2 separate regions of the Homo sapiens genome follow, and region 1 is linked to region 2. Evidence: read pairs that join two places in POLR2A ChIA-PET (ENCODE). Cell type or tissue: CD4-positive, alpha-beta T cell. All regions are shown on one strand. Each heading gives the region's core, and the rest is flanking DNA. Links, peaks and the distances in the headings are about the cores only. Region 1 overlaps TNRC6B (trinucleotide repeat containing adaptor 6B). Region 2 overlaps FAM83F (family with sequence similarity 83 member F).

What was found. ChIA-PET counts read pairs that join two places held together with the same protein. Peaks named below come from ENCODE experiments on the same cell type or tissue, not always from the same donor. Only the 100,000 strongest peaks of a DNase experiment are listed, where the experiment ranks them.
Region 1: POLR2A ChIA-PET joins it to region 2 with 6 read pairs; 2 of 35 experiments call an interaction of 5 or more read pairs at or near these places.

What each region holds. Positions count from the first base shown.
Region 1 is chr22:40,226,373-40,231,744 of GRCh38, forward strand. The region is part of intron 1 of TNRC6B (trinucleotide repeat containing adaptor 6B); the gene reads left to right. Among named protein-coding and RNA genes, the nearest start is that of TNRC6B, 51 kb to the left of the region's middle. RefSeq lists an enhancer at 1,819-2,320. In CD4-positive, alpha-beta T cell, for the core only: no CTCF peak of the experiment used is centred there; no DNase peak of the experiment used is centred there.
Region 2 is chr22:40,007,019-40,012,390 of GRCh38, forward strand. All of the region lies in intron 1 of FAM83F (family with sequence similarity 83 member F), which reads left to right. Among named protein-coding and RNA genes, the nearest start is that of FAM83F, 15 kb to the left of the region's middle. In CD4-positive, alpha-beta T cell, for the core only: no CTCF peak of the experiment used is centred there; DNase peaks (open chromatin) are centred at 1,013 and 3,033; H3K4me3 peaks cover 699 bases.

The DNA of each region.
Region 1 (5,372 bases), core at 303-5,302, 220 kb after region 2:
ATTTCCAGGATTCGAATAACAGACACAAACTTAATAAAATGACAGTAGTGCAGCATAATCAGGAAGCCCACCTGCCGTCAGATCACTTGTTTGCAGTAGATACCGTGTGATCTCAGGAGCAGAGTCCACATCTCTTCCATTTATTTTCTAACATAAAATTCTTGGTTTTTTCTTAAAGCGTAGATCTGGAAAGGTGTGCAAAAATCACCTTCCTTGATGGACTGCATTACAAGTCTCCTCCAATCTTGTTAACTGGATATGCATCCTCCTAGAGTTGAGAACACATGGTCAGAGGAAAATCAAATGTATCATTGTTTGAATTCACTTATTTTTTGATTCCTTGCCTGTGATTAATGCTTTTTAAAGATCTTCATGCACACTATTTAGCTCCATTTCTTCTGTGTGCATATGCAGCCCTGACAGAGACTTGGTCATTGGTCAGTGAGAGAGGAGGGCCCAGAGCCTGAGGGGAGGGGCTCTTAGTTGAGTGCTCACCTTCCTGGTGTTGAGAGGCAGGAGGCCTCCTAGAACCACTAGTTTTTGTTTTTGTTTTTTGAGACAGAGTCTTACTCTATCACCTAGGCTGTAGTGCAGTGGCACAATCTCAGCTCATTGCAGCCTCCACCTCCTGGGTTCAAGCCATTCTCCTGCCTCAGCCTCCCAAGTAGCTGAGACTACAGGCATGTGTCGCCACACCCAGCTAATTATTATTATTATTATTATTATTATTATTATTATTATTATTTGTATTTTATTAGAGATGGGGTTTTGCCATGTTGGCCAGGCTGGTCTCAAACTCCTGACCTCAAGTGATCCACTTGCCTCAGCCTCCGAAAGTGCTGGGATTACAGGCTAATTTTTTGTATTTTTAGTATAGATCAGGTTTTGCCATGTTGCCCAGGCTGGGTGCAAACAATCTGCCCACCTCAGCCTCCCAAAGTACTGGGGTTATAGGCGTGAGCTACCACACCTAGCCTGAAATTACCTTTTTTTTTTTTTTTTTTTTTTTTTGAGACAGAGTCTGGCTCTGTTGCCCAGGCTGGAGTGCAGTGGTGCCATCTTGGCCTCCCAGGTTCAAGCAATTCTGCTGCCTCAGCCTCCCAAGTAGCTGGGATTACAGGTGCATGCCACCACACTGACTAATTTTTGTATTTTTGTAATAGAGGTGAGGTTTCACCATGTTGGCCAGGCTGGTCTTGAACTCCTTACCTCAAGTGATCTGCCCAGCTCGGCCTCCCAAAGTGTTGGGATTACAGGTGTGAGCCACTGCACCTGGTCCTAAAATTACCTTTTAATGGAATTTCAATTTACTGTGATTTTGATGTTGAACTGCTAGCAATCTGATTTCAAAGGTCAGTTATTATTTATTCTTTCAATAGAAAAGAAAAACTGTGTCGAACCATATGTGGAGGAAAGCAGATAAAAAAAATGCAACATGAAAAGGAAAACACCTGAATGTTTAGAAGAGCTGTCCCACCAGTTACTGTTATAAGTTCTCAGTTTTTCTCCTGAATAATATGTGCCTCAGAGCTGTGGATTCTGGTTGATAAACTTATTTTCTCTCCTGTTTAGGAGCCATATTTCATCACTTTTCTGTAGAGAATAGTTCTTTCCAAGGCCATAGCTAAGACCGCTATTCCTCATCTTCTTTTTAGTTTCTTCGCTGTCAAGTGCTGACGGTAGAGTGCTGCTCTGGCTTTTGTGGGTTGGTCTGGCCCTTAAGGTGTAAACATAGTTTTTAGCAGTTCCAGATTATAAATATTAGAGTATGTGAGCCAGGAGTGGTGGCTCATGCCTGTAATCCTAGCACTTTGGGAGGCCGAGGCAGGCGGATCGCCTGATGTTAGGAGATTGAGACCAGCCTGGCCAACATGGTGAAACCCCGTCTCTACTAAAAATACTAAAAAATTAGCCAGGTGTGGTGCTGGGCACCTGTAATCCCAGCTACTCAGGAGGCTGAGGCAGGAGAATCGCTTGAACCCGGGAGGCGGAGGTTGCAGTGAGCCGAGATTGTGCCATCGCACTCCAGCCTGGGCAACAAGAGCAAAATTCCGTCTCAAAAATAAAATAAAACAAAAATAAATAAATAAACAAATAGATAAATGTATGTATGTTAGAGTATGTGGTATAAGCCCTCGTTGAGAAGCTGTTTCTTTTTTTTTTTTGAGACAGAGTCTTGCTGTGTCGCCCAGGCTGGAGTGCAGCGGCGTGATCTCGGCTCACTGCAACCTCCGCCTCCCAGGTTCAAGCGATTCTCCTGCCTCAGCCTCCCGAGTAGCTGGGACTACAGGAGCCCGCCACCATGCCTGGCTAATTTTTTGTATTTTTTTTTTAGTAGGGACGGCGTTTCACCATGTTAGCCAGGATGGTCTCGATCTCCTGACCTCGTGATCCACCCACCTCGGCCTCCCAAAGTGCTGGGATTACAGACATGAGCCACCGCGCCCAGCCCCAGGAGGCTGTTTCTTAGCCTGTTTGGATATTTGTAAAACCACTCCTAATTTCAGGCTGTTGTTAGAAGCATGGCATATTAATTGTAATGTATAGGAAAGTACTTTCAGGAGTAAAATGTGAGGTGTGAGGTGATGTTAAAGATTTATTCACTAAATCTTACATTAAGACCTAAGGTGTCCTTTGAACCTAAGGTGTCCTTTGAAGTCAAGCAAAACCGTAAGAATGGTTAAAAAATTAACAGCTTTGGTTCAATTGCCTTATAAACACATAATATAGGTATTACTGATCGAAGGAAAGTTCAGTGAAGATGCTGGTAGTTTACAGCACTCCGGAGAATTAAAACAATGAGATGTAAAGGTAACAGCTCTAAAAATTCAGACATTTGCCTTATTAAGCTCTTTTCTACAAGAGACTTCATTACATTGAAAAATGAAACCTGGCACCCATCCTAGGAGAATTATCTGTGCAGAAGTTCTGATTTACAGATTTGTGATCTTAGGGAACAGTGTGCACACCCAGGGTGAAATTTCAACTGATAAAGGGATCTCACTTACGGGGCTGTGTCATTCAGGGTTCTGCCAGGGAAATGGGCCATTCCAGGTATCCCTGTAGGAAAGGCTTTTTTTTTTTTCTCTCTCTTCTTTGTTTTTCCTTTTACCTCCTTATTGAGGTATTATTGACATTTACAATGCGGTAAGTTTCAAACGATGTATGCAAAAGATAGTTAATATGTCCTTCACCACCCTCTGTCTCCTCTTGCCCATTTATCACCCCTCTCTGCCACCCTTCTCTGCCCCTTCTCCACCCCAGATAACCATTGATGTGCTTTCTGTCACCATAGATTAGTTGACATTTTCTAGAATTTTATACAAGTGGAATTGTTCAGTAGGTACTCTTTTTTGTGTGGCTTCTTTTACTCAACATAGTTATTTTTAGGTTCATCCATGTTGTGTTTAACAATAGTCCATTATTTTTATTGCTGAGTAAGTAGCATTCTGTTGTATATTCCACCTTAATTTGTTTATCCATTCACCTATTGATGTGCATTTGGGCATTTGCTCGTTTTCAGCTCTTATCAATAAAGCTATGAATATTCATCTACAAGTCTTTGTTGGACATACGCTTTCTTTTCTCTAGAGTCAATAACCTAGGCAATGAATGGCTGGGTCATATAGTAGGTGTATGTTTAGCTTTTTAAGAAACTGCCAAAGTGTTTTCCAAAGTGATTGTACCATTTTACATTCCCATCATGAGAGAGTTCCATTTGTTAATTCTTGGAATGGTGAGTCTTTTTAATTTTGCACATTCTACAAGTACATGTGTGTTGACATCTCATTGTGGCTTTAATTTGTTTTTTTCATAATCACTAAAGAAGTTGAATATCTTTTTATGTGTTTATTTGCCACATGTATGTCTTCTCTGGCAAAGTGTCTGTTCAAATCTTTTGCCCATCTTCTTTTTTTTTTTTTTTTTTTTTTTTAAAGACAGGTTCTCACTCTGTCGCCCAGACTGGAGTGCAGTGGCACCATCTTGGTTCACCACAACCTCCGCCTCCCAGGCTCAAGCAATTTCTCCTGCCTCAGCCTCCCTAGTAGCTGGGACTACAGGCATGCACCACTACCATTCGGCTAATTTTTGTTTTTTTAGTAACAATGGGATTTCACCATGTTGGCCAGACTGATCTCGAACTCCTGACCTCAAGTGATCCACTCACATCGGCCTCCAAGAGTGCTGGGATTACAAGTGTGAGCCACCATGCCCGGCCTCTTTTGCCCGGTTTTAAGATGGGGTTCTTTATATACTGTGTATATAAATTCTTTGTCAGATAAGTGATTTGCAGATAACTTTTTCTCAGTCTGTGGCTTAATCTTTTTATTCTCTTAAATGTCTTTTGAAGAGCAGAAGTTTTTAACTTTGAGTCCAATATATCAGGGTTTTTTCTTTTATGAATCATGTTTTTTGGTGTTGTGTCAAAAAAATAATTTTTCTAACATAGGGTCACAAAGATTTTCTTGTATGTTTTCTTCTAGAAGTTTTATAGTTTTAGATTTTACATCTAGTTCTATGATTCATTGAATTAATTTTTATATATTGCCAAGGTACAAATTGAGGTTCATTTTTAAAGATATTCCTACTAGTTATTCTAACATCATTTGTTGAAAACACTCTCTTTTCTCAGCTAAATTACCTTTGCAGCTTTTTTGAAAATTGGTTGTCTCTCTCTCTCTATATATATATATATCAGTGTATTTGTGGATTCTGTTCTATCCCATTGAACTTTTTGTCTATAGAAAAATAAGACAGTACCATACTGTGTTAATCACTTTAACTTTATAATAAGTCTTCACGTCAGGTTGTGTAAGTCCTCCAACTTGGTTCTTTTTATAGTTGCTGACTATTCTGAATCCTTTGCTTTTCCATATGAATTTTAGAAGGTACTTGTCAATTTCTACAAAAAAATTCTGCTGGGATTTTAATATAAAGATTTCGTTGAATCTAAATTAATTGGAGGATGATTGACATCTTAATATTAAGTCTTTTCATTCATGAGCATGGTACATCTCTTCACTTACGTAGGTTTTTAAAAATTTCTATCCGCAATGTTTTGTAGTTTTCAGTGTACATATTCAGGACTTGCATATTTTTGTCAGATTTATTCTTATGTGTTCACAGTTTTTGAAACTTATATATATGGAATCTTTTTTTAAAATTTCTATTTCTGATTGTTCCTAGTATGTAAAAATGTAATTAGTTTTTTTATATTGATCTTGTATTTTGCAGCCTTGTTAAACTCACTTATTAATTTTGGTAACCTTTTTGGTAGGCTCCATTTGATTTTCCAAATAGGAAAGATTTTAATATAGGGAATCGAAGGTTCACACAACCGCTGGAAAGTCTAATGAAAGAAGTTCAGGAAG
Region 2 (5,372 bases), core at 154-5,153:
TACAGGTGGAATTCAGAGGGCTTAAGTAACTTGCACAAGGCCTCACAGCCTGCGTGGAATCTGTGGCACTTTCCCCACTGCAGTACACTTCCGTACTGTTGGATCGATGTGAATCTAGAGACCAGGGATGGAGGAAGTTAAAGGGGTGCTCTGTGGGGGTCTTGCAGCAGGAGCCCCTCCTGCGGGCAGCTGTGCAGCCTCCTCTCCTCTCCTCCCCTCCCCTCCTCCTCTCCTCCTCCTTTCCTCCTCCTCTCTTCCTCCTTTCCTCCTCTCCTCCTCCTCTTGTCCTCTCCTCTCCTCCCCTGTCCTCTCCTTCTCTCTTCTTCCTTTCCTCCTCCTCTCCTCTCCTCTTCCTCTCCTCCTCCTCTCCTCTTCCTCTCCTCCTCCTCTTCCTCCTGTCCTCCTCCTCTCCTCTCCTCCTCTCCTCTCCTCCTCCTCTCCTCTCCTCCTCTCCTCTCCTCCTCCTCTCCTCTCCTCTTCCTCTCCTCCTCCTGTCCTCCTCCTCTCCTCTCCTCCTCTCCTCCTCCTCTCCTCCTCCTCTCCTCTCCTCCTCCTCTCCTCTCCTCCTCCTCTCTTCTCCTCCTCCTCTCTTCTCCTCTCTTCCTCCTCTCCTCTCCTCTCCTCTTCTCTCCTCCTCGTTTCCTCTCCTCTCCTCCTCATTTCCTCTCCTCTCCTCCTCATTTCCTCTCCTCTCTTCCTCCTGTCCTCCTCCTCTCCTCCTCTCTCCCCAGGGTATGTACATGGGGAACTTAAGAGAAAGTTTGTTGTTTAGTGGTTCCCACTCTACTGGCATAAACATTGGTGATAATTCAGATGGGGTCTGTTGCAGTCTTGGTGACAGTCTTTGCAGTGTACCCAGAGTACTTAACGACACCCTCTCCTGGATGCATCGTCTCCACAGAGCACCTTTCTGTGCTCTGGTGGCAGCTGTGCCAGTTAGAAGTTGCACTGGTTCCCCGCAGCCTGCCTTGAGATACTTTACTCTGGCAGCGGTTTTCTTAGCCGTGCATTGCGACATTCAGCATATGGGTGTAGACACCCGGTATGGCTGGGTGAACGGTTCATCTTGTGGGTTCTTCCTTAATTGGGCTGCCCTTCCCCTCTATTAGTTCAAGTTTTGACCTTTCTGGAAGTGTCGTGTTCCCTGAGCTTTAATCAGCACCGTTGGCAGGGCCTGCTGGGCACGGCATTGAGCAGAGGAACGACATCCCCACCTTGATGTCTGTGCCGCGGGAGGCGCGGGCTGCCTGGCTCCTCGGGAGCTCAGCGGGCCCCCCATGGGCTGTCTCCTTCTTTCTCGCCCCCTCTCCTGAAGTGGTGGCCCCTTTGTTCTGGGCTCCATCACTGAGGAGAGAAGAGGGCACCTGCATTTACCCATCGCTCACAGCAGGACAAGTACCGCGCTGTTGCAGCATCTCATTTAAAGCTCAGAACAGCCCTGTAAAGGCATCACCTCCCCACTCTAAAATGAGGTAACTGAGACCCAGTAGATGACTCACTCCAAGCCAAACAACCAGTGTGACTTTCTGCTTCCAGACCATATATTATCCTGCACGCAGCAGCCTTCACTCAAAGTGGGACGTCCCCCTCGTGCATTCAAGTGACCTGAGTGGGGGTGGAAGACGGAGGCTGCTGTTAAAATGCATTTTCTTGGGCCTTTGCTGAATTCGAGTCTTTGAGGATGGGGCCCTAGAATCTGCATCTTCAATACGCATACCCACATCCCTGCTCCCAGGTGATTCTTTACACACTGAAGTTTGACAACCTGCCCCATAGACCTTGATCCTCTCTTTGGGGAGATCAGAAAAGGAGATTCCACAGCTGGAGATGTGTGAGTCAGAGGCTGCAGGCAGACCCAGCTCTACCCTCTGTGGGAAAGGGAAGAATTGCCCTCTGGTCCCAGATAGACTAACTCCCCTGGGCTGCCACACAGACGGCCATTCTGGGAGACAGCAGTTTGACCTGTTTGCTCAGCTGCTGTCCTTTCCACCCTGAGAGACTTAGGGCTTCAGATGTGGGGAGTTCCCCCCATTTGCCTTATAACGATCCCTCATAACTGCACAGCGTTTTTGTGGGATTTCGTGGGCATGATCTCATCCGAGCCTTCCAACAGCCCTTGGGAGGCAGGCAGGGCAGGTGTGGGAGGCGACTCGGCCCCAGGCGCACATGGGTAGGTAATCAGTGGGAAAGTGTCCCTAGCTGCTTCCCTTCCTTCCCCAGGATAAGTGACTGTCACCAAAAGGCCCCCCCGAGATCAGCAAGCTTGGCCTGTGGCCTTTTGCTTTTTCACACCCACAGAAGGGGTGAAGCTGGGGCTCTTTGCAGGCAACAGCAGCCGCACCCGCCCGAGTCCTGAGCTCCACGTCAGCAGGGCAAGGGGACGGATGGTGTTGTCTTTCTCTGGCCATGCATCTCAGTTTGCATCCTGCTGTGCAGGATGAATTGGAGGGCAGAGGTGAGTAGGAGAGAGCAGTTAGGAAGCTCATCAAAGCATGGTAGGAAAGGAGGAGAGTCCGAGCTGGGGCGGTACCAGTGGGGACAGAAAGGATTAACCCTGAGAAGGTGCCCGGGGTGGGGCCTGCTGGATTCAGTGACTGATGGGATTTGGTCGGTGGGGAGGAGGAGGAGGCCTGGGCTTCTGGCCAGAGTGACTAGGAGGATGTTGATCTGGGGAGTGCCTGTGTGGCTGAGGGACACGTCCAAGCTGCAGTCGGCTCTGTGGTTGTGGACACCTGGCAGAGCCATGCCTTCTCTAGTCTGGGTCATCCAAACACACGTGGGGTGCAGGGGCCAGGTGGAGCCCTCTTGTCGTTTTTGTTATCTAACGGTAATTACGGAGTCCAGAAAGAGAATTGGAAATGCCGGCAGTTTAATTAAAGCTGAATGGCAGGAGAGGGGCATTTGGAGGCTCCCTCCCTGCCTTCACTCCCCGTCCTGCCGCCCAGGCAGGATGTCAGATGAGGAGACGTTGAGCTCATCAAACACCCAATGAGAAGTCTTACAACATCAGAAGCTGTCTGCCAATGCGCCTGCGACAGCTTATAGAAACTGCTGCCGCCTCGAATCAACCTCTCTCCCCAGGCATTGCACGTCAGTAGGTAACCAGGTAAAGGACGCCGGGGGTGGGCAGCCAGCTGGAGGGGGCGTGATTTCCTCCCCCAACAAAATCGGCTTCCCTGGGTTCTGAGCCCATGATATCATGTTTTTAAACCCGATTTTCCATCTACACTGGGAGCTTTGAAGTTCGCTCGGTGTGGGGAATCACGTGCTCAGTGAAAGACCCAAGCGGAGAGACTGGGGAGCTGGTTCCCCTGGGCCTGACACTGCGGAGCTGAATGTCAAAGCAGGGCCCTCAGAGACCAAAGCGGAGGGTAATTATCACTTCTCCACAACTAGATTGCAGGAGTCAGCCAGCAATTGATTTTTTTTTCTACTTCAGATATTTCATTGTTTAATTGGTAGTGACACAGATGGCTGGCTCGCATCAGGGCGTCACAGTCCGACTCGCGAAAGCCAGGCTGTGGGGACTGCTGCCTCTCCTGACATCCTTAGGCAGGTGGGGCTAGGACAGGCCAGCTTCCCTGCTTAATTTTTCAACCACAAAGCAAAAGTAAGCTTGTGAACCTGAGACATGCTTCTGCAAACCGGTCAAGCTGTCCTCAGCGACATGAGTCCACTCTAAACTGGACACCTTGGAGTGTTCAGAAATGAGAGGACAGTGAACTCTTGCCTAGACAGCTCGTGGGAGATAAACTATCAGCACTAGGAGATGGCGATCAAGTATCAGAGCCCTGGAAACTGCATTGCTGGTGGAATGAAGCCAGAACTCTGTACATTGTGTTCAAACCCTCCGTATCCAGCCCGTGTACCTTCACCCTTATACCTACCCCATACCTGCCCTGAACTGTGCCAGCCCAGCTGGAGGACTCGAAGGTGGTTTTGGTTTGGTTGGTTGGCTATTTTGGACCCCAGGTGCAAAGAGCTGATTGTGCACTTTAGTTCACGGCACAATGCCACCAGAGAGCCTTGAAAGGCCTCATACTTTACCTTTCTCCTTCCCTCCCACTCCTTTCTCCTTCCACAGGCAGCCACCCTTATGTGTTCAGCATATGTCCTCAGACATCTTTGTATCCTTGAAAAGTATGCAGTGTTATGTTATGCAGTGTGCTTTTTTGTTTTGTTTTGTTTTTTGAGATGGAGTCTTGCTCTGTTGCCCAGGCTGGAGTGCAGTGGCATGATCTCAGCTCACTGCAACCTCCACCTCCCGGGTTCAAGCCATTCTCCTGCCTCAGCCTCCCTGGGATTACAGGTGTGCGCCACCATGCCCGGCTAATTTTTGTATTTTTGGTAGAGACGGGTTTCACCATGTTGGCCAGTCTGGTCTCAAACCCTGACCTCAGGTGATCCGCCCGCCTCGGCCTCCCAAAGGGCTGGGATAGTTTATCTATCAGTGCTCCTGATAGTTTATCTCCCACATGCTGTCTAGGCCAGAGTTCACTTTCCTCTCATTTCTGAACACTCCAAGGTGTCCAGCTTAGAGTGGACACATGTCGCTGAGGCCTGTAGTGTGTTTTTATTTACATGAGTGGTATTAGGCTATAGATCTCACTCTTTAACATTTTCATTTGAACTATCCATTTTAAATGGAATTATCCAAGTTACGGCACATGGAACTAGTTCGTTACTTCTGTCTGCTGTAAAACATTCTATCACATTCCTCACATTTTCCTTACCCAGTCTTCTAGAAATAGACATCTAAGTCATTGCCAGCTCCTTGCTATCCCAAAGAAAGATGCAGGCAACATCTTTGTTCTGGCCCCCATATAGACCTGTGCAAAGATCCAAGAGATTCCCAGGGGTGCACGGCCAAGAGTGGCTTTGCTGGCTTGTAGCGGTGCACTTGCTTAAATCCACTCACTTCTGCCTGTTGCTCTACAGAATAGCTGCACCAGTGCTCCCACCCACCAGCAGTGACAACGGTCCCCTTTCCTCCACCTACCAATATTTTGGATTATCCAACTTTCTGATTTTTTGTTAATCTCATAGTTTGGATTATCCAACTTTCTGATTTTTCATTAATCTCATAGTTGTAAAGTAGTCTCTTCCTTTCATCTCTTCTTTTCTTTTTTTTTTGGAATGAAGTTTTGCTCTTGTCACCCAGGCTGGAGTGCAGTGGTGCCATCTTGGCTCACTGCAACCTCCACCTCCCAGATTCTAGCAGTTCTCTTGCCTCAGCCTCCCGAGTAGCTGGGATTACAGGCATGTGCCACCACGCCCAGCTGATTTTTGTATTTTTAGTAGAGATGGGGCTTCACCATGTTGGCCAGGCTGGTCTCAAACTCCTGACCTCAGGTGATCCATCCGCCTTGGCC